Linked DNA regions of Mus musculus: region 1 is linked to region 2. Evidence: chromatin loops called from intact Hi-C (ENCODE). Cell type or tissue: heart. All regions are shown on one strand. Each heading gives the region's core, and the rest is flanking DNA. Links, peaks and the distances in the headings are about the cores only. Region 1 overlaps 0610040J01Rik (RIKEN cDNA 0610040J01 gene). Region 2 holds the start of 0610040J01Rik (RIKEN cDNA 0610040J01 gene).

Region 1 (10,247 bases), core at 3,859-6,358, 75 kb after region 2:
CTGGACCCTGAACATGTGGCCAAGCAGCCATAAATCAAAGTTTAAAGGCAGGGCAATGTTGCAGAACTGAGAGAAATTACTGGGTTATGTACGTTTACAGGTTTGTTACAAAGTATAGTTTGAAGAATTGGATGAGCAGCCAGAGGATGCTGAACAAAGTTAAGGCCACAGGAGCAGAACCTTAAGCCCCATGGAGTTGAGGAACACCACCCTCCCAGCTCACAGGAGCATTTATACTGCACAGGGGCATTTATACAGTTTTGGGCAACCCCTAGTGCCTATGGGATTTGCAGAGTTCGATCTCTGTTTAATTTCCAATATTTATCATCACCCAACATACAGTGTGAACATGCATGTGCATGTGTTCTCAAGAACACACATACATACATACACACATACATACACACATACATACATACACACATACACACATACATACACACATACACACATACATACACACATACATACATACACACATACACACATACATACACACATACATACATACACAGAGAGAGAAAGACAGAGACAGAGTTTAGTGGATGATATTGAACCAATCAAAACCTCACTTGGTGTCTGTGGTGATGGTCACATTCTGAGGCTATCCAGGGGACCCCACTTAAGTCACCTCATAGTAGCATAAACCCAAGAGTAGTCAGCAGGGTTCCTTCCAAATCAAGAGGCCACTGGGACTTGGGAAATTGCATAAGCTTTAGAAGCTCTGTGTCTGGACCCAAAGACCCAGAGACAATGGCCACATCTATTTGTTTTATCATAGCTCCCTATGTAGATTTTATGTGAACTGTGACCAGACCTTCTGGTGATAGAGCCTGAGAAGTCAAATTGATCTTAACAAGTAAAGGGCATGGCAAGTTCTCTGATGGGTCAGACAAAGCTAAAGATGGGTCATGTTGAGCTTGCTTTATGGCTTAAACCAGAAGCCAGGCATGTGGCAATTGCTTATAAACTAGCACTTGGGAGCCAGAAACAGGAACATCCCGAGTTCAAGGCTAGTCTTGGCTACATAGTGGGACCATGTCTCTAAAAACATAAATAAATAAAAATTTTTACACGTGACAAAGAATCCTATTTGAACTATACATATGAAGGCAGAGGGGTCGTCCTTCAGATTTTAAAAATTATCTCAAAACTATTCTGTGAAAGCTCTTCAAGGTATATGAGTCTATAGTCCAAAAGATGAAATGTCATCTAGGAGGTCGTGGCCTGGACCCACCCAAAGCTGGTGGATCCCACATCCATCACTATAGCTCACGAATTCTCTCTAAACATAGTTTGAATGCCATGTAGTTATTCTAAGCAATAGGGTTCTACCTAAGAAGCAGGAATTCCAGGAATCATCTAATATCATTGATGAAAGGCCATGATGGTATACAAGGCTATGTGATTAGCTGAGCTCGCTAGCTGAGCTCTGCCACTTTCTTCAGAGCTATCTATGTGACTTCCTCAACAAACACACTTGGCCCTTTGTCTGTGGGTTCTGCGTCTATAGATTCTGCCACCCACTGATGATGGAAAATATTTAGGAAAAGCTGTTACAAGACCATTGGCACATGCTGTCTTGTTACGCCTTTGATGGTTGCATCTGCAGTGTCTGGAAACTTGTTCACTCTTCCCTTAACAATACAGAATAATAACTCTACATAGCACTCACATTGCTCTAGGCATTATAAATCATCTAGAGGTGTTTGAAAATGCTAGAGGCACGGCCACTGCCTAAAGAATATGGGAGAGTATGTGTGTATTATATGCAAATACTACATATATATGTGTATATATGTGTGTGTGTAATTATATGTAAATACTATATTTTATGGAAAGGACTGGAGCATGTAGGGGTTTGAGAACCAACCATTCCCCATAGATACTAAGGGACAGCTTTCCATCAAGTCCAGGGGGAAATTTGTATCACATACTCTAAGAGTTGTAGATATTTTTCTTAAGGAATTGAGTTGAAGCCCCACAGAGGCCTTCCTGGGCATAGTAAAAACCAGCCTCACTAATAATGGGATCTGTATTAGTCAGAGTTCTCTAGAGTCACAGAACTTATGGAATATCTCTCTATGTTAAGGGAATTTATTGTAATGATTTACAGTCTGTAGACCAACTAACCCAACAATGAACAAGATTGGGAAGTCCAAGAATGTAGTAGTTGCTGAGTCCCATGAGGCTGGGTGTTTCAGATGGTCTTCTGTAGAAGTAGACTCCAGCAACAAGTAAGGGCAAACAGTCCAAGAATAGTGACTCTCCCTTCTTCCAATGTCCTTATGTAGGCTCCAGCAGGTATGGCCCAGATTAAAGGTTGTGTACCACCACACCTGGATCGGAACTTGCTTTGTCTCAGGCTGGCCTTGAACTCAGAGCTCTCCTTGCCTCCGTCTCCTGGGATTAACGGTATGTACTACCTTGCCTGGGCCTAAGCTTTTCATAGCCACTATGCCTCAAAATCCCCATGTCAAGATCCAGGTCAGAAACCTGTTTTCCAGTCTCAAGATCTGGATCACAGGTGTGCCCTTCATTTCTGGATTGTAGTTCATTCCAGATGTAGTCAAGTTGACAACCAGGAATAGCCATTGTAGGGCCTAATAGCAGAGAGGTGTCCACATCTCAGCAGATGTGAGGGGTCATAGTGGGGATTCCATAAGACCATTGAACCTAGTATGAAGGTCCTATGTCCCTTACACTTTTTCTGGGGGTGGGGGAGATTTAGGGTATCTCCTAAAGGGGGACATAGGAGATTGGAAGGAAAAAAGGGAACCTGCCCTGAAGTGACATAGCAGGGCAAGCAGGCTGGAAAAGGAAAGAGAACTCGGTGGAGATAAGTACAAGACTAAAGTCCTCTATGACCACCCTCAGTGCCACCTCTGTGACCTGCCCTACACAGGCACACAGCAAGCACGCCATGTGCATTACATAACGCTGCTTCTTTCAGAAGAATCCAAGACCAGCGACTGTCAAGTGACTGTTATGTAGTCATGTAGCCAATCTTCCTTTGACAACAATACATAATAGGCAAGGTCCTGAAGGGAACAGGAATCACTCCCTTCAAACCGAGGAAGTCGTATGCGCTTTGTGGTCATTGGGTTATCCAGATATGGGAGAAGCTGAGAGCCAAATGAGACAATGCAGTGACATGGACTGTCAGAGCAGGTAGATGTTTCCACCTGCTGTGATTTGAATACTTGACCCAGTTGTGTCCGAATTGTGTTGAACTTTACTGATAGTGCTAAAGGTTGTGGGTGGTAGGAAGGTGCTGTTAGGGCTAGTGGAGTGATATGAAGGAGTGGATTGCTGAGAAGAAGGAATGTCCTCTCCTGTTCTCCTGCCCACACTCACCTTCTTAAGGACACTCGTCTGTGTCCCATCCCTATTTTCTCTCTAAAGAGCACCATGTAAAACCTTCATCCGTGTGCTGATGGAGCAAGAAGGCCCCTGCCAGACGTAACCATTAGATCTTAGACTCCAAATTCTGAAAAGTAATTCCTTTAGTTTATAAATTACACAGTCCATGGGATTAGGCTTTCGCAACAAAACATGTGCTAAGACCCTATCTACAATGAGAGCTGTAGGCAGTCATGAAGGGCTTCTGTTGGCCATCAAAAGCTGCAGGGAGCAGAGTGGCTCCCGGAATGGATAGGAGTCTGTCTGAGGTACAGAGAGAAAGAGATGGATTCCTGATGTCTCTGCTCTTTGCACTCTGGTCCAGGCCAGCACTGCCTTGGGTGGAATCTCGGGGCAAGATTGCTGCAGGGATAGAGTTCCCTGAAAAAAATAGCTGGGTGAAGGAAGGGAATGAATCCAAGAGCAAACCAAACATGACAGAGTATGTTCTTTAAATGACTTCCATATTTTAGGCACTTGAATTTTCTCATTGCTTTCCTATTACATGCCACAGCCTGGAGAAATGGGCCACATGTAAATCAGAAAATGAACTGGGGACGTAACAGTCTGGCATCCACAAAGCACTGAGTTTGATCCTGAGCACAACGTTAAGATAGGTATGCTGACATATGCCTGTGATCCAGCACTCTGGAAATGAAGTCAGGATCAGAGGTACGAGGTCATCCTCGGCTGGACTGTGAGGCTGAGGCCAGCCTAGAACACATGAGACCCTGCCCTCTCCACCTTCTCCCAAAAGGAAAGGAAGGGAGGGATGGAGGGAAAGAGGGAGGAAAGAAAGAAGGAGCAAAAAGGAGGAAAGAAAGGAAGGAAAGGGGGAGTTACAGGTGTAGACAGACATGCTAAAGCAAATCTGTAACCTCACTACTTGGAAGACAGACGAAGGAGGAATGCAAGTTCAAGGACAGCCTGGGCTACAGAGTAAGACCATGTCAAAGTAAAAGAAAGAAAGGAGGGCTAAAAGACAGTGCTATGAAACACTTTTTTTAAAAATGAACAAAAAAAATTGAAGTCTTATGATGCTTATAAACTGCCTGCCTTTGTGTTGGGACTTCGATGGTGATGACATAGTTTTCATCCAAGTCACCATGCTGGCATCTTGATTTGAATCATATCATCAGTCACTATAAGGATTCAGGACCATGTCTCATTGTTTGCTAGGGACTCACCATGCTACAGTGTCCTGAAGATACTGACCTGAATAAATAAAGCTGGCCTGACCCAACCAGAGACAAAGCAACCCAGGGAACTAAGACTGTCTGTTTCATTGAAGCAGTTGGGCAGTTATCACCAAGCGGTATGCCCCAGACAGTATCACCAAGGAGCTGGTAAGAAATGCCAGGCCTTGGGCCCCACTCAGACTCAGGTGAATCAATACAACCCAGTGCCCTCTGCTGCTGTGTCTGCCAAGAACCTGCTTATAAATCCGGACTGATGGAGATGCAGAGCCCCAGAGGGCCTCGAACCCTCCACACTGCAGAAACTCCTCATTCCCTCAGCCTCAGCCACAGAAGGAGACAGCAGAGAAAAACCCAGACTCTCACACTTCAGGGTTTCGTGAACAGTTTTGTGTGAAATGGGGACCCATGTAGAGTCGTAAAGGGTTTTTCCACCCCCACCGAGGTCTCCACACAGGAAGAAATAAACCCTCGCCTGGTAGGAGCTGCAAAGAGCTATTGTAGCATGGCCACTAGAGCTAACACAACAGATGCGCCCGGGCTAGCGTTCCTTGCTGGCCAGCCTTACTCACCATGGCTAGCACCTGCAGGACTTGCACCAGATTCTTGTGCTTTCCTGATTTCTTCTGTGTGCTTCTCTTGAAACTAAACTATTAATAACCACTCTATACTGCCACCTGGTGGTAGGTAGATGAAATAACAGCTGGGAAATTCAAGTCAAGAGAAAAGCAAATTACAGTTTGCAAAAGCCACTGAACATAATCTGGGGAGAAGGTGTAGGAAGGCCACAACGTTGCAAAATAGATAGCAGGAAGTCGTTATGACTAAAGCAATAACCACTTTACTGGTAATAGCTACACTATCTCACCAACTTTTATAGCATTTGTTGCCACTTGAAAGGCTTATTGTAAAGTAGAAAAGGATTAAAACAAGAAAGTCCCTGAACCAGCACCAGACAGATAGTAAACACTCACATGTCAACTGCAGTGTTTATTACATTTTGTTTTATTTTTAATTGCATGTATGTGTCTTGGCATGTGTACGTAGATGTAGGTACCTGCAGAGGCCAGAAGAGGGCATCAGATCCCCCAAGCTAGAGTTACAGGTAGCTGTGAGCTACCAGGCAGGTTGGTAGGAACCAAACTCAGGTCCTCTGGAAGAACAGCAACCTCTCTCAACCTCCTGAAATCTCCTTTTCATCCTTTGCGGTGTTTGAATAAGTACCGACGGTAGTTACTCAGGCATGATGCGAAATGGTCTACATGTTTCATCTCATTGAACTTTCATAGCAACCCTGATAAGTAAGAACTATCACTCTCCCTGATTAGACAAGTGACACTCAGGGGTAAAGTTGCTGGGAGTGGCAAGGCTTCTAAGTGGAGGAAATGCTAGTACGAATTGTCTCTGACCTAAACTGTTCATTGATTAAACTACTAGTGTGGTGGGATGAGTCTTCTCTGTGTTTATTGAAATTTCATAGCACTCCATGGGTTTTTTTTTATTTTTTTTTTTGTTTTTACCCAATCCCACCCTTCATACTTACCTCTCTCTTAGGCATGGTGGTCATGAAAAGCTTAGGCCCAGGCAAGGTAGTACACACCTTTAATCCCAGGAGACTAAGGCAAGCAGACCTCTGAATTCAAGGCCAGTCTAGGACAGCAAATTTCAAAACCAGGTGTGGTGGTACACACCTTTAATCTGGGCCACACCTGATGGAGGCCTACATAAGGACAATGGAAGAAGGAAGGCTCACTCTTCTTCGCTTGTATGCACTTACTTGCCAGCATATCTGTTGGAACCTAATTCTTCAGGATCCCAGCTTGTACAGAAGACCAGTACACCCAGCCCTGAGGGACTGAGCGACTACTAGACTCTTGGACTTCCCATTCACAGCTGCCCATTGTTGGGTTACTTGGACTGCAGCCTGTAAGTCATTACAATAATTTCCCTTAATATGTAGAGACATTCTATAAGTTCTGTGACTTGAGAGAACCCTGACTAATACACCACCCCCCCTCCCCCCGCACAGCGTAGGGAAGAGGAAGGGAGAGAAAGATAGAGCCTGAGGAGCTATAAGCTTTCTCGGGGACACTCATAATTCCATTGTATGTAGCACAGTGCCTGGTACATATAAGAGGCTTGGTGAACACTGCACAAGTAAAGATGCTGCCCGGTGTTGAGTCTGCCAATGGCTTATTTTTCCTTATTTTTCCTTATGTCTGTGTAAAAATGTGCCCACAGAACCCAGAGACTGTGTGAAGTTGGAGTTACAGTAGGCAGTTGTCAGCTGCCCATCATGGGTGCTTAGAGCTGAATTTAGGCTTTCTGCAAGAACAGTAAGGGCTCTCAGTCATGAACCTTTCCCCAGGCCCAGTCAAGCATCTGTCTTAAAGATATAGACTAATTACTAAATCAGAAGGGGTGTCATATTTCGAACAGAAGACCAAGGGAAATGGTTTTAAGATCTGTCAAAATGACTGTCATTTAGTAGGGTAAGGACCACAGCAAGAGACGCATAGTGGTATTATCATGGTATTTGAAAAGAATGTGTCCCCACATGCAACAGGCATAGCAAAGGGTCCCAGGAAGTCCAGGGCAGTAAAGTTAGGCATCAGGGCTTGTTTCTCTTGAGTTCTGAAAGTGGAAGCATGGCAGTGTGCTTTAGACACCCTCTCATGTGGACATCCCTATCAAGGCCAGCTGCGCCAAGGCCATGGAGGCAGTCTTGTGAGTGATGCAGCTCCAACAGACCCAGGGAAGCCTTTCACTGAGAAGTGCCCATGAAAAGCCAGCTGTGACTCCTGAAGAGGTGATGACACTGGCTTCTGTTTCCTAGTCCAGGTATTCCAGAAGGCCCCAATGTCTGCACTAGCTATGGGTTCCCCAGTACTCAGAACCCTCCCCAAGGCCCACCACAAGGAGAAGAGGGGCCATCAGATGACCTCCCCAGAATGGTTTCCTTAATCTGAGACTCTCTCTCTTCTTCTGCTTGTTGTACCTCTGTCCTTATCTTCATGTTCTGTGGCCCTGGTTGTAGAAACCTGAGCCAAGCAAAGTACCAGAGTTTTAGGGAGTGAGATGGAGAGCAGGATATGGAGGAGAGAACACTGGAGCAAAACTTTTCTCCACTGGATCAGGACCATGATTTGGGACCCAGTGGACCTCAGTAGTTTCTTCATGAGCTTGTGAGCACTTTTGCAAGCTTGAGCGAGTTTCCCAGTGCAGGATAGAATAGATGCCATCAGGACTTCTCTTCAGCTTCAAGGAGGTGACATGTAAGCCAAAGCAAGCCAGGGGCGGATGGTAGTGTAGGGCAGTTCTCCTTTCCCACTGTTGCATCTAGACGGTGAGATCTGGAAGAGAGCTTTGATGGCATAGATTTCTGGTGTAGACAAGGACTCGAGAGAAGAGGCTGCCCTTTTGCATCTGTGATGCTGGACATAGAGTTGTGGCTAGGACCCCAACTTCTGACACCCAGGCATGAATTACACCTGGCTAAGTGTCTTGAGACCTCACATTATAGCATTGATGCATAAGACTCCCAATGATAAGGGATTTCCTCTCCATTACAGTTTTTCAAAAGCATCTCACAGCATGGGTTCTATCACTTGCTAATCTACTATGAAGATAAGTTATGTGATCTCATGTTTTAGGGAAATACTGGGTTTACTAAGATAAACCATCCTTTGTTATAATTCTGAATGTGTTCATCTTTAATTGCTACTCCCCCAAACCTTTGTCCAGGGAACCTCCTTTGGGGATGTCTTAATTAGGGTTTTCATTGTGAAGAGACACCATGACCATGGCAACTCTTATAAAGGAAAACATTTCAGTTGGGACTTATAATTTCAGAAGTTTAGTCCATTATCATCATGGAAGGAAACATGGCAGCAAGCAGGCAGACGTGGTGCTAGAGAAGGAGCTGAGAGTTCTACATCTTGATCTGCAAGCAGTAGATGGAGACTGTATACCACACTGGGCATAACTTGAGCATATAAGACCTCAAAGCTCGCCCCACAGTGACATACTTCCTCCAACAAGGGAGCACTCCCTAATAGTGCCCTTTCCTATGTGCCAAGCATTCATACACATGAGTCTGTGGGGGGCATTTCTATTGAGCCACCACAATGGAAAAAAACTGTATGTATGTCTCTATATACATACTTCTGTCCCATCCAGCCCAGTGCTTGGCAATGCTTATTCATATCTAAGGCACATTGCCTATCGAGAAGGTGTAAAGTGGAGTATTTAAGGGTGTGATAGAAGTTGTTGTATAACCTTTCAGCATCTCAAAAATAGCAGAAGCTTAATGCCTTTAGGTAGGAAAAAAAGTCATGCACATGAGATTTCGTAGTCCCCAGCTTGTCTTCTAATTCCTCGTCATCTTTGGAGTCAGCATGCTCTCTGGTTGGGCCCTCTTCTCTGATGTCTTCTGTAGACAGAAGGTTGCCCCTGCTGATGTCAAATGGTCACACTTTGCATTCATTCCTCTTGAGCCAGGAGCTCAGCATCCAGTAGTGGTGCCCTAAATGTTCGGTCACTTTGCCCTCCGGCCAGGTTCTGGGAAATCAGATTTAAAAAACAGATTCTCTTTTCTGAATATTAGCAAGTTTCCCAAAACAGTGTTTAAAATGTGTTTCGTTTCACTACACCCTCTTGTAAATATCCCAGTAGCCTTTTTAAAACTCAGATTATTTCATGGGAGTGACTTTAACATCTCATGCCACGGGACCCTTGAAGAGGCATGTCCTCAATGATTGGAAGTGTACCAAAGGGAGGAAAGAGGCTGTTTTCCAGGCTGAAGGAAGAGAACCAGGTCTTTTCCTCTCCCTCTGCTCATGACTTGTCTTGCGATTTGGGACCACTGGGTGGTGAGCACATGCAATCTGAACAGGGAAATGAGAAGACACTCAATTGGAATGCCTTATCCAATCCAATATCCTAAGGTGGTGCACACAGTCCCACTATTCTGGAGGTGGAGGAAAGAGGATAGCAAGTTCCAGACTAGAGTGGATTACATAGCAAGACTTTCAAAACAAAACAAAACCATACAAGGACCCAGCCCCTTTATCCCCTGCCTGTCACTCACCCATGTTCCTACCTTTGACTAGTGAGGGTGAAGTGTTCTGTGTATTTGCACACCGTACAATGAGGTAGATGACTGACACAAAAGTAGGAGGGGCTTCCCTCTGAGAGGAGGCTCAGCCTAAGGACAGGGCCCCATCTAGGGCTGTTTGGGGCCTCCGACTTGTGTAGACCCCCTGCAGTCAACCACAGCTGCTCTAAGCTCATGAGTACTGTGACTCGCGAATGTGCTCTACAGCCTTGTGCCCCAGCATCTGTCCCATCTTGTTCCCCCAGCCTCCATCAATGAGTCTTACCCGGATCCATTATCATTACTATGAGTGGTAGCAAATGGTGATCTTTCTAGGTCCTGTACTCTTGTGTATATTGGTTGGCTGGTTTCCTATATAGTGACAGAGCTGCCCCTTTCCCTTCCATGCTCCTCTTAATGTGTCTTGTCACTCGCCTTTTCCTCCGTGAGCCAAAATTCTCACTAGTTCTGTTACTTTGATGGTCTGATAGCACTGGACTTGGCCAATAAAACCCCTATAAGCTGGCTCCAAGCGATTACTCTTGACACCAGCT
Region 2 (10,247 bases), core at 4,943-7,442:
GCACGTCACAGAGATCCTCCCCACCTGTAACCCCAGCACTGTTCTCACAGCTCTGGAAAATGGTTCCATCAGCACCTGGGATGTAGAAACTCGCCAGCTCCTCCGGCAAATCACTACAGCCCAGTCCGTTATCCTGGGCATGAAGCTGAGCAGTGATGAGAAGTACCTTGTGGTTGCTACGACAAACAACACCTTGCTGATTTACGACAATGTCAATTCCTGTCTCCTGTCTGAGGTGGAAATCAAAGGGACCAAGCATGGAAGCGGCTCCACCTACATCAATGGATTTACACTCTCGGTCAATCATGCCCTTGCGTGGCTAGAGGCCAGCAAAGATGTCACTGTCATTGACCTGCTCTATGGATGGCCCCTTTACCAGTTCCACTGCTGGTATGAGGTGACATGTGTCCAGTGCTCCCTGGATGGGGTATATGCTTTCTGTGGCCAATACCTCAATAACACCACCATTTTCCACTTAGGGAGTGGAGAAAAAATATGTACCGTGACGTCAGAATTTTCAGGTGGCTTTGTGAAGTTTCTTCTCATCTTGGACACAGCTCAAGAGATGGTCATGGTAGACAGTGAGGGAAGTCTCTCGGTTTGGAACACCGAGGACATATCCAACCCCCAGCTGACTGAAGACTTTGACTGTCGGAAGGAAGACAGCGAAGTGGTGAGCATTGAGCTTTCGGAAGACCAAAGTGCGATTCTGATCTGTAAAGCTCTCAGCATTGAGCTCTTAGACACCGGCATGTGGAAGGTAGCTGAAAAATTCCGAGCCAGGCACAACGAACGCTTTGTATCTGCCGTGCTATCCAAAAACGGGGACTGTATCATCGCAACCATGGAGAATACCCCAGCGGTATTCTTCTGGAGGCGGGACACAGGACAGTGCCTGGCGAGCTTGCAGGAAAGCTCGGGTACCATCGTTAAGTTGGTAAAATCCAGTCACCACAATATGCTACTGTCTTTGTCAACCAGTGGCGTTCTTTCCATTTGGGATATAGACATAATCACAGCTATGTCCAATATCGATAAAACTGGAAAACCCATTCAGAGTCTGGTGTTGCCGGCCAGGGGGGAGATCATCTACTCTCTCGATGGCTCCGATTGTGTACATAAATGGAACTTCAGCAGTGGGTTCATTGAAGCAGTATTTAAGCATGAAGGGATAGTCGAACACTGTGTGTTAACGTCCACTGGGGACCTAATGGTGACGTCAGATGACAAAAGCAGCCAGTACGTCTGGCATACCAGCAGTGGGGAAAACCTCTTCCGAATTAACGGGCAGAGGATCTCTCAGCTGCTGATCACCCACAACGACCAGTTTGTGGTCTCTCTCTGTGAGGAGAACGCCTCCAGGGTTTGGAGGCTGGCCACAGGCCACAGAGTCTGCAACATCTTGACCACTTTGCAAAATGCCTTCATTACCTCTGCAAACACCTTCGTGGTGGGAATGACGAAAAGCAAAGTGCTGGCAGTCAGTCTCTGGACCGGAAGTATCACCAAGAAATTCTGCTGTGAGGATGGGATCACCATTGTGAATTTCAAGTTGATCCCCGACTGTCCTGACGTCATCGTGTTTATCACGTCAGCCGAGACCGTGAACCTCTGGAGCCTGACTGATGAAGTGATTTGTCGGCGTGTGCAGCTTCCAAGCAACTTCTTGAAAAACCTGGAGGATTTTGAAATTTCTCCCAATGGGAAGCTCGGCATTATATCCCGTGGAGATGAAAATATCAATGTGCTGGATTTACACAGTGGAAAGCTACGGGTGGTTCACGCCTCTGGAGTCATCTGGAGGCAGAGGCTCTCTCGAGATGGTCGCTACCTGGTGTATATTTGTTTCCGGAATGGGGAGGAGGAGGAGGAAAACGATGCTATTTCTAGTTTAATAGTGATGAGACTGGCTGACGGCAAAAACATCGGTGCTTGCTCCCTATACAAAACACCAACTTTCCTTGCACTTTCTCAGAGACACCTGAACATCATCGTCGGCTTTGATGATGGGAGTATAGGGATATACACAGTTGTGGATCGTGTAGATGCTGCGTTGAAGATCAAAATTGCCACATCGAATAGCAGACAGATTTTCAACAATGCAACGCAGACATCCAGGCCAAAGTCAAACAGCTACTCCTTTAAAGTGTCTGTGGATTGCTTATGGCGAGAGTCCACTGAGGTCTTTGCAAGAGACAGCCCCATCACCGTGAGTGACTCTTCTGAGTCCAACGAGGCAACACCCTCCAAGAAACACAATTCTTGTTATGACCGAGTGTGTGCTGCCCTAGAATCCAGGAGCCACAGCTACACTCCAGATAACTGACACGATGTTTATCCTACTCAACCGAAATACATAATCCATGTATGACAGAAGAAAAAAAAAAGCAAAGTGCATCTTCTGGACACAAATGATGAGCTGCTAATTTCTGGAATTCTCAGTTTACTAATATTCTCACGAAAGGAACAAAACTATGAGACTTGGGTGCCATCTTTTTGTCCAAATGTATTCGAGAAAATAGAGAATGTCCAGAAGAGACGGTAAAATGGCCATCTCCCCCAGAAGAGAGCAAATACAATCTTTTAAATTTGCTGTGTAATAAGAATCAGCACAATTCACTACATGGATTCAGATGAGAGAAGCTAGAGGTAGTTATAGGTAGACCAGTTGGACTAGAATTAGCTCTACAGAAGCCAGTTGAAATCGTGATTGCAGAGGACCGTTTGACTCTGAGTGGGGGGGATGTGACAGCCAAACGCAGCCTTAATATCTCTTTACGTTTCTCGATCCTGACAACTGTGTAAACGCAAGAGGTCTAATGGTGCAAAATTGTGTAAGAAAGGTGTCCAGATGTGTTTCGGTTTTCCAGGACAGCACACAAAGCATGTGAGATGGTGAACGGACCAGGACAAGAACTAACTACCATTATCATAGGGCTACTGAACATGGAGAGTCAGTCTTCATCAAAACACAACGACTGCATGCAAGGGTTTCTGTGCAATGCGATGTGTAATTTTTAAACTGTTTCTCTCGTGGATTGCAAAAGAATCCCACTTAATGAGAAGCCACAGTCCGCTCACGCCTTTTCTTGCGATGCATATTCGTGCTGAGTGTAAAGAGGTATGGGAAGGGCATTATGAGTTTGATCAAAGCATCTGTCCGTTTATTTGTTGTACTTTACCAGAGTCCGCACTCTCCAGTCAGTTGTGGGGGAGCCTAATGTTTCCCAGACCCCTGCAGTATCTTAATAGAAAAGCAAGCTTTTGAAACACACCATCTCTGAAACGCTGGTGGCACTGCCTTACTCTCATTCCGCCTCTCTCCTGTGTAAAATGCAGATAAACGACCAAAAACTCTGGGACAAACTGAATATGCCTGTCTCTGTGCTAAAATATCCCATAGATCTTAAGGGCATCCAAAGGTTCCTATCATTCCCTGTTTGTAATCACTTTCTTACTTCCACACACCGTATGTACACTTCTCTCTCTGTTCCACTTCCAGATTGAGGACTTTCCCAGTCTTACTGTTTCAAGGCTGAAACTATGAAATGGCATTAAAAAAAAAAAAAAAAGACTTCATCAATTTGATGGCAAATATATCTCAGAAGGTGAAGGTGGTTTTCTTCCTTCCAAGTCCTCCACGTGGCATGTCCTGGAAGACCTCTCAAGGGGGTCACTGATAGTAATTGGTTTGATTTTCTCTCAAAGTGGAACTTACTTAAATCAGAACATTGAACAAAGAACCAGCTTATTTTCATCCTGGCTCTGCTTGTGACTCAGCATGTACCTGTAGTTTGACCTCTAGCCTCACCGAGTTTATTGCTTTTGTGGACTGCAAAATGAAGACGGGGATAGTTTCTGCTGTAGCCTGTTAACCTGGTGGGGATGCCAGGGAGTGATATGAGAAAAACATTACACAGTGCCATCTTGATTGCTGACACGGTAGGAAAAGGGAAAATTATCTAAACCCCTAGAGAATCCAGTTGTATTCCACTGGTGGAAGGATTTAACACGTAAGCATTTGAAGGTGTTGTTCAGATAGCAACACCCTTCTCCATGGTGAAACACCTTTGTTCAATGTATTCCTCCTAGTTTAGCTACCAACCAGTAAGTGGAAGCCCTTGAAGGGCTAAGATCTATATACACGTGATCTGGAGTCCATACTTTCAGCTCTTCAGCCAACACATTCTTATTCCTGTTCTTATCAGTTGAACGTCCATGCCATACATTTCTAAGAACTAAATGCCTAGGTGGGTTACATGTAGTGTGTGAGTGTTCTGTGAAAAAAAAGAAAAAAGAAAAAAAAAAAAACCTCTAGAGTGTAACAAGTGACTTGAATGATTTTTTTTCCTAACATGTTTGCAACTGATAGCTCATGTTGAATGTTTTTATGTAAACTTTGTATTGTTGGGATGAATTACCCAATCAGAGATTTATATTTTCATAAATGTTACATTTAGTTAAAATTTTGTTACAGAGTTGTTACACTAGAAAGTTATTTCAGTGTTCAAACAATATACAGTCTTGTGTATGTATCGTTTGTATGAATAAAAGATGAGCTACTAAAAACTTGAGTGCTACTGATTTTTTTTTCACCACTGAGGTTGGCCAGATGTGGAAGACCTCACTTACCGGTAATTATTCAAATTGACCAGGTGCCGAAGGGGCCCTAGAATATTCCAGGAGCTCCAGACACAAAGCCATGGCGTCTACACAATAGTCTCAAAAGTTTGGCACTATTATTATTCCACATTTATAGGTGAAAAGAAAGGACCATGGACCTAATTCCAGTACATCACTAGCATCTTGGTTAGCTTTCTCAAAGTACATGAAAATAAAGAACTCAGTGCCCAGTAGTCACTTGGTGACAGTAACTTCTAACATCTTTACTAGTTTGCAGGTGAGAAATTCAGCTAGTTTACTAAAGATCACTGGATGTTACTAGTATGCCCAAGTTTGTGTTTGTTTGTTTGTTTGTTTGTTTGTTTCTCTCCAAATATACAGAAGTAGCTGATGAATTCAGTCAGCAAGCATTTACCCAGTCACACATTCCACCAAGAACACGGAAGTAAATGAAATAGCTCTTGCATTCTAGAATTCCAGACTCAGCAGCAAAATAGGGAGAAAATAAGTTCCCTGTGTACCCGTGCAAGGGGTACCCTTGTGGCTGGAGCAGGAAATAGCCAAGGACTAGTGCCGCTCGGGAATTCCCAGGTGAGTGAACACGACCTTGGAGAACCTCTCCAGATACCTTCACACACACACATACACACACACACACACACACACACACACACACACACACACACACACACCGTTGATCTGAGAATTCCCATATATACCTCCCCCCACCCCAAAATATCTTTAAACATGGCAGGCAGCATTGGAAAGCTTTGGTGATATTGTAAACAACAATCAGATGCAATTGTGTATGTAGTTCTCAACAAAACAATTACTTTAAAAGAACTTTAAATACCCAAGAGTTAAAAGAAAACTAAAGGCATTATCAAGTTTCTTACCTTCCTCTCTTTACTACTACTGAGTTGAACCTCAAAGTTTCTCCCCACTGACTCTAAAAACCCAAAACAAATTCCAAAGTCTCTTTTTGATCCGAAAAACCTAATTCATATATAAATGGACCAGTATCCCATGGAATTTCTGACAAGGCTGGAAATTGAACCTGAGCATCATTTATTCTAACAAGAAATTTTTTTCTTCAAATCAATAAATGACATTCAACAACGTATGATTTCCCTCGTAAATCGACATTTGAAAGCACAAAGGTATTTTAGCACTAAAAAGGACAAAAAAACCACTGAGTGTTCTCCCATAGAGCGTGGCAAATGCCTGTGAAGACAGCGGGGATGTCCAACTCAAAACTCGCTGGAGAAAATTAGGTCTTTGGGAAGTTCTCTCAGTTGCTTCTCCCCGCATTGCCTTTTAATCCTCTCACTGCGAGCCTTGAGCATGGAGAGGAAAGAGAGGAAGCTAGATGGCGCAATTGCTCAACACATTTTCCTGGCTTCTGGAAATGCCAGCTCTCCACAGCTTCTGGGCCAGGTGGACCGAAGACCGAAATCTTAAACCGAATTTCAAGATTAAAGCACCGGTTCTCTACCCTTCGTAGGTAAAGTGTGTTGGGTGAAGTGTCCCATATCCTGACACTCCAAGGGAAGGGGTCTGAAACCGGGGTTCTTTCACGTGTCCCACTAATAGCCTTTGGGGCACAGGCAAGTTTGTAGCCCCTAGGAACGACCGTCACTGCAGCGTCTGAGCAGATTGTCTAGCCATCGGGCGGGCGACAAGCAATGTGCGCTCGATCTAGCAACTAATGCGGGCTGGCTCGCTGACCACTCACTCAAACATAGATCACCGGACGTCCCCTTGTCCCTGTCGCCTGCGCACGCGGGCCAAGGCGCAGGTAAAGGGTTACCCTTGCCTGGGAGGCTCGCCCGCTCCCCGTCCACGTGACGCGGCGGCCCAATGACCGCAGCCCGGGCTGAGGCTGCAGCGCGACAGGCTCCGGGCGTCGCTGACCCACTCGCGTGTCCCAGCGCGGACGCCCGAGGCCCACGAAGCCATGGGCGCCGCGACTCTGGAGCCGCCGCCCCGCCGCAGGTAAGTACGGTCCGGGACTGCGCCGGGCTCCTCCGGGAAGAGGGCTGGTCCTGGGCGGGAGTCCCGACTTTGCTTCTGGGCTCCCCTTCTCTCAAGGGGACGCGAGGAGGAACTATGAGGCAAGGCAATGGATGATTTGATGACTTCAGGAGAAGTCACGGAATTCAACCTAGGCATGCTAAGAGTGGCGACAAGAAACAGGTTTCCAAACTAAAGGCGCTGGTGCTGGTTGGGTAAAATGGTTTATTTTTAAACTCCCAATTCCTGAGCTCTCTGCTGTTCCTGGGAACTTAAACCTGGACAAATTGTAAGAGATCTTCCCATCTCCCTGTGTCCCGGGGTCACCATATTTACGCTTCTAGGGGGGTTTTATTGATTAAAACGGGAAAGGAATTTGATCGCCCCCGCCCTTCTTTGAAATGTCCTTGGGTTCTGGGGTTGGGTCTATGGCGATGGTGAGGGTGCATGAAGGGACAACGACGCTGTGGTGTTCCGCAAGAGCCTGGGACTAGGAAAGTGGGCGCCAAAGAGAGAGAGCTAAATGGTCGCAGGCTGTAAATATTTAATAGACAAATATCTACCAGGTCAATCGCCTGGGTCTTTGTAGCCTGGACAGCCCTGATGAGGTGAGATTATATATATATATATATATCACCAATGCAGAATTTTCCAGTAATACCAGGCAGATATCAGGGGGACTTTTACCCACTCCCAGAACCATAATTAACCTTAAATGCAAAACAAAATAATTCCATCTCCATCGACTCTGAATGTCTACTTTTCCATCCTGGTATAGACATTTGCGCGATGAATGTAGAGGAAGTGGGTGTTCCAGGAGTCACTTCTGTGCTGGTTTCTGCGAGAGTGTTTGTTGGTTGTGGCCTGTGGCTGATTGCCTTGGGTGGCTGTAACTCAGCTATGGTGAAGAATATCGCTGGAGAAAAGAAAGTCTTGGAACCGTGAATGGAAAAGAAGTGGGAGTAGTGGTTATTTTTTAAAGGCAGTTGGTTCTGTATTTGTTGAAGTTGTTTCCTCCCACATAATTTTCCAGTTAATACTATCTTAAGGAGGATACAATAGTATTTCCCTTATACTTGTCTAGTTGATACTATTTTTAGGAAGAAATAATAGTATCTCCCATATATGTTTCCAGTTACTACTGTAAAGAGGAGATGGTAGCTCTCCTCATCTAAGCACCAGTGCCTCTGAAACACCTTGCTAGCCTCTTTGGTAAAAATCCTTGTCCTAGGACAGGTCTCCACAACAACAATATGGAGCCTCGGTCCTTTAGGAGAGTTCTGGGTTGTTAGTGTTTCTGGGAAGTATGAAGAATCAGTAAACAGCCAGCTCCAAGGCTCAGTGGGAGATTCAGAGGTGACAGGCAGACACAGGAAGGTGATGTGTGGTTCATTTCTCCTGCTCACCAACTCTTGCCCATCTTTTGATCCTGCTCCTTCACTTCTTCTACAATCAATGTTTATTTCATGCCCCCTGGGGACTCATTACCCAGGAAGGTTTTGATACCTAGTAATTTCTAAAGATAAATGTGGTTCATGTTCACTATATTCCAAAGAAATTTTGCAGACCTGGAATTTAAGATGAAACAAACGAACAAACAACAAAACAAAACAAAACAAAACCCTTGCTTACTGTCTCAGCACATTCTCTTTCCTAAAAATGGAAAGATTCCCTAACTTCTGACCCAGCACTTCTCAGAACCTGAAACCTGTGTTCTCAATGCTGGGACCAGGAGCCAGTCTCAGCCCAAGGGCAAAGCAAGCCCTGACCTCTTCCTGTCACTGGTGGAGGTGCCCAGTAGCCCACTGCCCATGTTTCTTAGAAAGGACTCCGGCTTTTTGCGTGACTGAGTACTAGCCTCCTTAGAGCTAGTTTTCCCTCCCTAGACAGTGTCTTACATGGACCCACTTCTACAATTTCCCAGGGACCCTGATTGGGCTCGTTTGGGTTCTTGCTTAAAGAACCTGTCTCATTTCTAAATTTGATCATTAGAGTGATTGTTTGGTTGCAGATAAACCCCCTTGATAATTCAGAAAAGAACGCTGTCAAGATCTAACTGGACCATCATAGGGAAGGAAGGACAGGCGTGGAGAATTCATGGTCTGCAGGTCAGATGGGGAGACCAGTCACGGTCTTTTTAGTGTCTGATCTTAACCCCCAGAGCTACACAGGCCTGGAGCTGAAATCTCTTACTCTGTTTATTTCCTGAATACTGAGGGAACAAACTGAAATCCCAATCATTTGTCTTCTCACGTTTTACCCCTGTGAACACCATGGTTCCATAGAGATGGAGATCTTCAGAAAAATGGTAGAACATCAAAATTACTCTGTCTTAAAAATGTATCTGAAGTACTAAACAGTGACTATGCTTCTGAAGCAGGTAATTAAATAGCCTAACCTATGGTTCACTGTGGTCAGAAACCCTACACATTACTGAGCTACAGTGAAGGTCGGCTAAGATCGGAGAAATATGGTGTCTGAAATCTTAACCATGAGCAGGGAGCTCTATTCATTCAGCACAAACGGCTCTCGAAAAATCAAATGAACTCTGACCTGGCCTTCGAGACCACGTGTGTGTGAACCTATCAACTCTAAGCCGTTGGCTGGGTGCTAGGGACACAGACAGCTCAGCCTCAAGAATCTAGTCTTGGGAGAAAGCTTTGAAGGGTTTGAAGCAAGGCACATATCTGTTCTTGAAAGCTCCCTCTAGCTGCGGTGAGAGAGGTAGAAAGGGAGAATCTACAGACACAGCTGAAGGCAACTGCTACCCACTTCGCAGAAGAGACAGAGAAGTGAATCCGTTCAAAGGGTGCTTAGGGAAGCAGTGGCACTTACAGTCTGAACGGTAAGAAAGTTTTAGTGAGCCGGGTGTGGTGCACGTCTTTAATCCCAGCACTTGGGAGGCAGAGGCAGAGGCAGAGGCAGGCAGATTTCTGAGTTTGAGGCCAGCCTGGTCTACGGAAGGAGTTCCAGGACAGCCAGGGCTATACAGAGAAACCCTGTCTCAAAAACATACATACATACATACATACATACATACATACATACATACATACATAAAAGTTTTAGTGACTCTGGTCCTTGATATTAGTTTACCAAATTAGGTTTTTTTTTCTTTCATGTTGGTAAACATAAGCTATGCTTCTGTACAGTTGCACCACACACACACACACACACACACACACACAGACACACACACACACACACAGACACACACACACACATACACACACACACACACACACATACACACACACACACACAGACACACAGACACACACACACACACACACACACATACACACACACACACACACACACACAGCTTGTTTCCATCACTTTTTAACAACTTATTGCTTTTTTATGTAGACTTTGAAGTGTTAAGGCAAAATCGAAGAAAAACTATGGCCTCATCTGTACACTCTCTGGCGTACCTTAAATTCCTGTTGGAATAGAAATCTCCTGACTCCCCAAGCTGGGCTGAGCATGACCTGCTGTGTGTCACAAAGAGGACAGATGGTGTCTGGAGGAATATTATTGTCTATGAAAACCATTTCATGCTAGAGAGGAGGGTCTCTCTTAATGGTTGACTCCAAGCTACATGCAATGTG

What was found. Hi-C counts contacts between places; a loop is a spot of excess contacts. Peaks named below come from ENCODE experiments on the same cell type or tissue, not always from the same donor. Only the 100,000 strongest peaks of a DNase experiment are listed, where the experiment ranks them.
Region 1: a loop joins it to region 2, with 8 times the contacts of the local background. A loop is called at or near these places in 32 of 42 quality-filtered maps.

What each region holds. Positions count from the first base shown.
Region 1 is chr5:63,881,663-63,891,909 of GRCm38, forward strand. The region is part of intron 2 of 0610040J01Rik (RIKEN cDNA 0610040J01 gene); the gene reads left to right. It also overlaps a transcript of Rell1 not described here. Among named protein-coding and RNA genes, the nearest start is that of 0610040J01Rik, 74 kb to the left of the region's middle. In heart, for the core only: a CTCF peak has its summit at 5,293 (motif pointing left); no DNase peak of the experiment used is centred there; H3K27me3 peaks cover 357 bases.
Region 2 is chr5:63,805,978-63,816,224 of GRCm38, forward strand. 0610040J01Rik (RIKEN cDNA 0610040J01 gene) reads left to right here and starts at 6,518. Exons shown (of 4, transcript NM_029554.4): 1 at 6,518-6,618. Nwd2 (NACHT and WD repeat domain containing 2) reads left to right here. Exons shown (of 7, transcript NM_177006.3): 7 at 1-4,569. The coding sequence ends at 2,326. In heart, for the core only: a CTCF peak has its summit at 5,983; a DNase peak (open chromatin) is centred at 6,474; H3K4me3 peaks cover 1,202 bases; H3K27ac peaks cover 539 bases; H3K27me3 peaks cover 1,549 bases.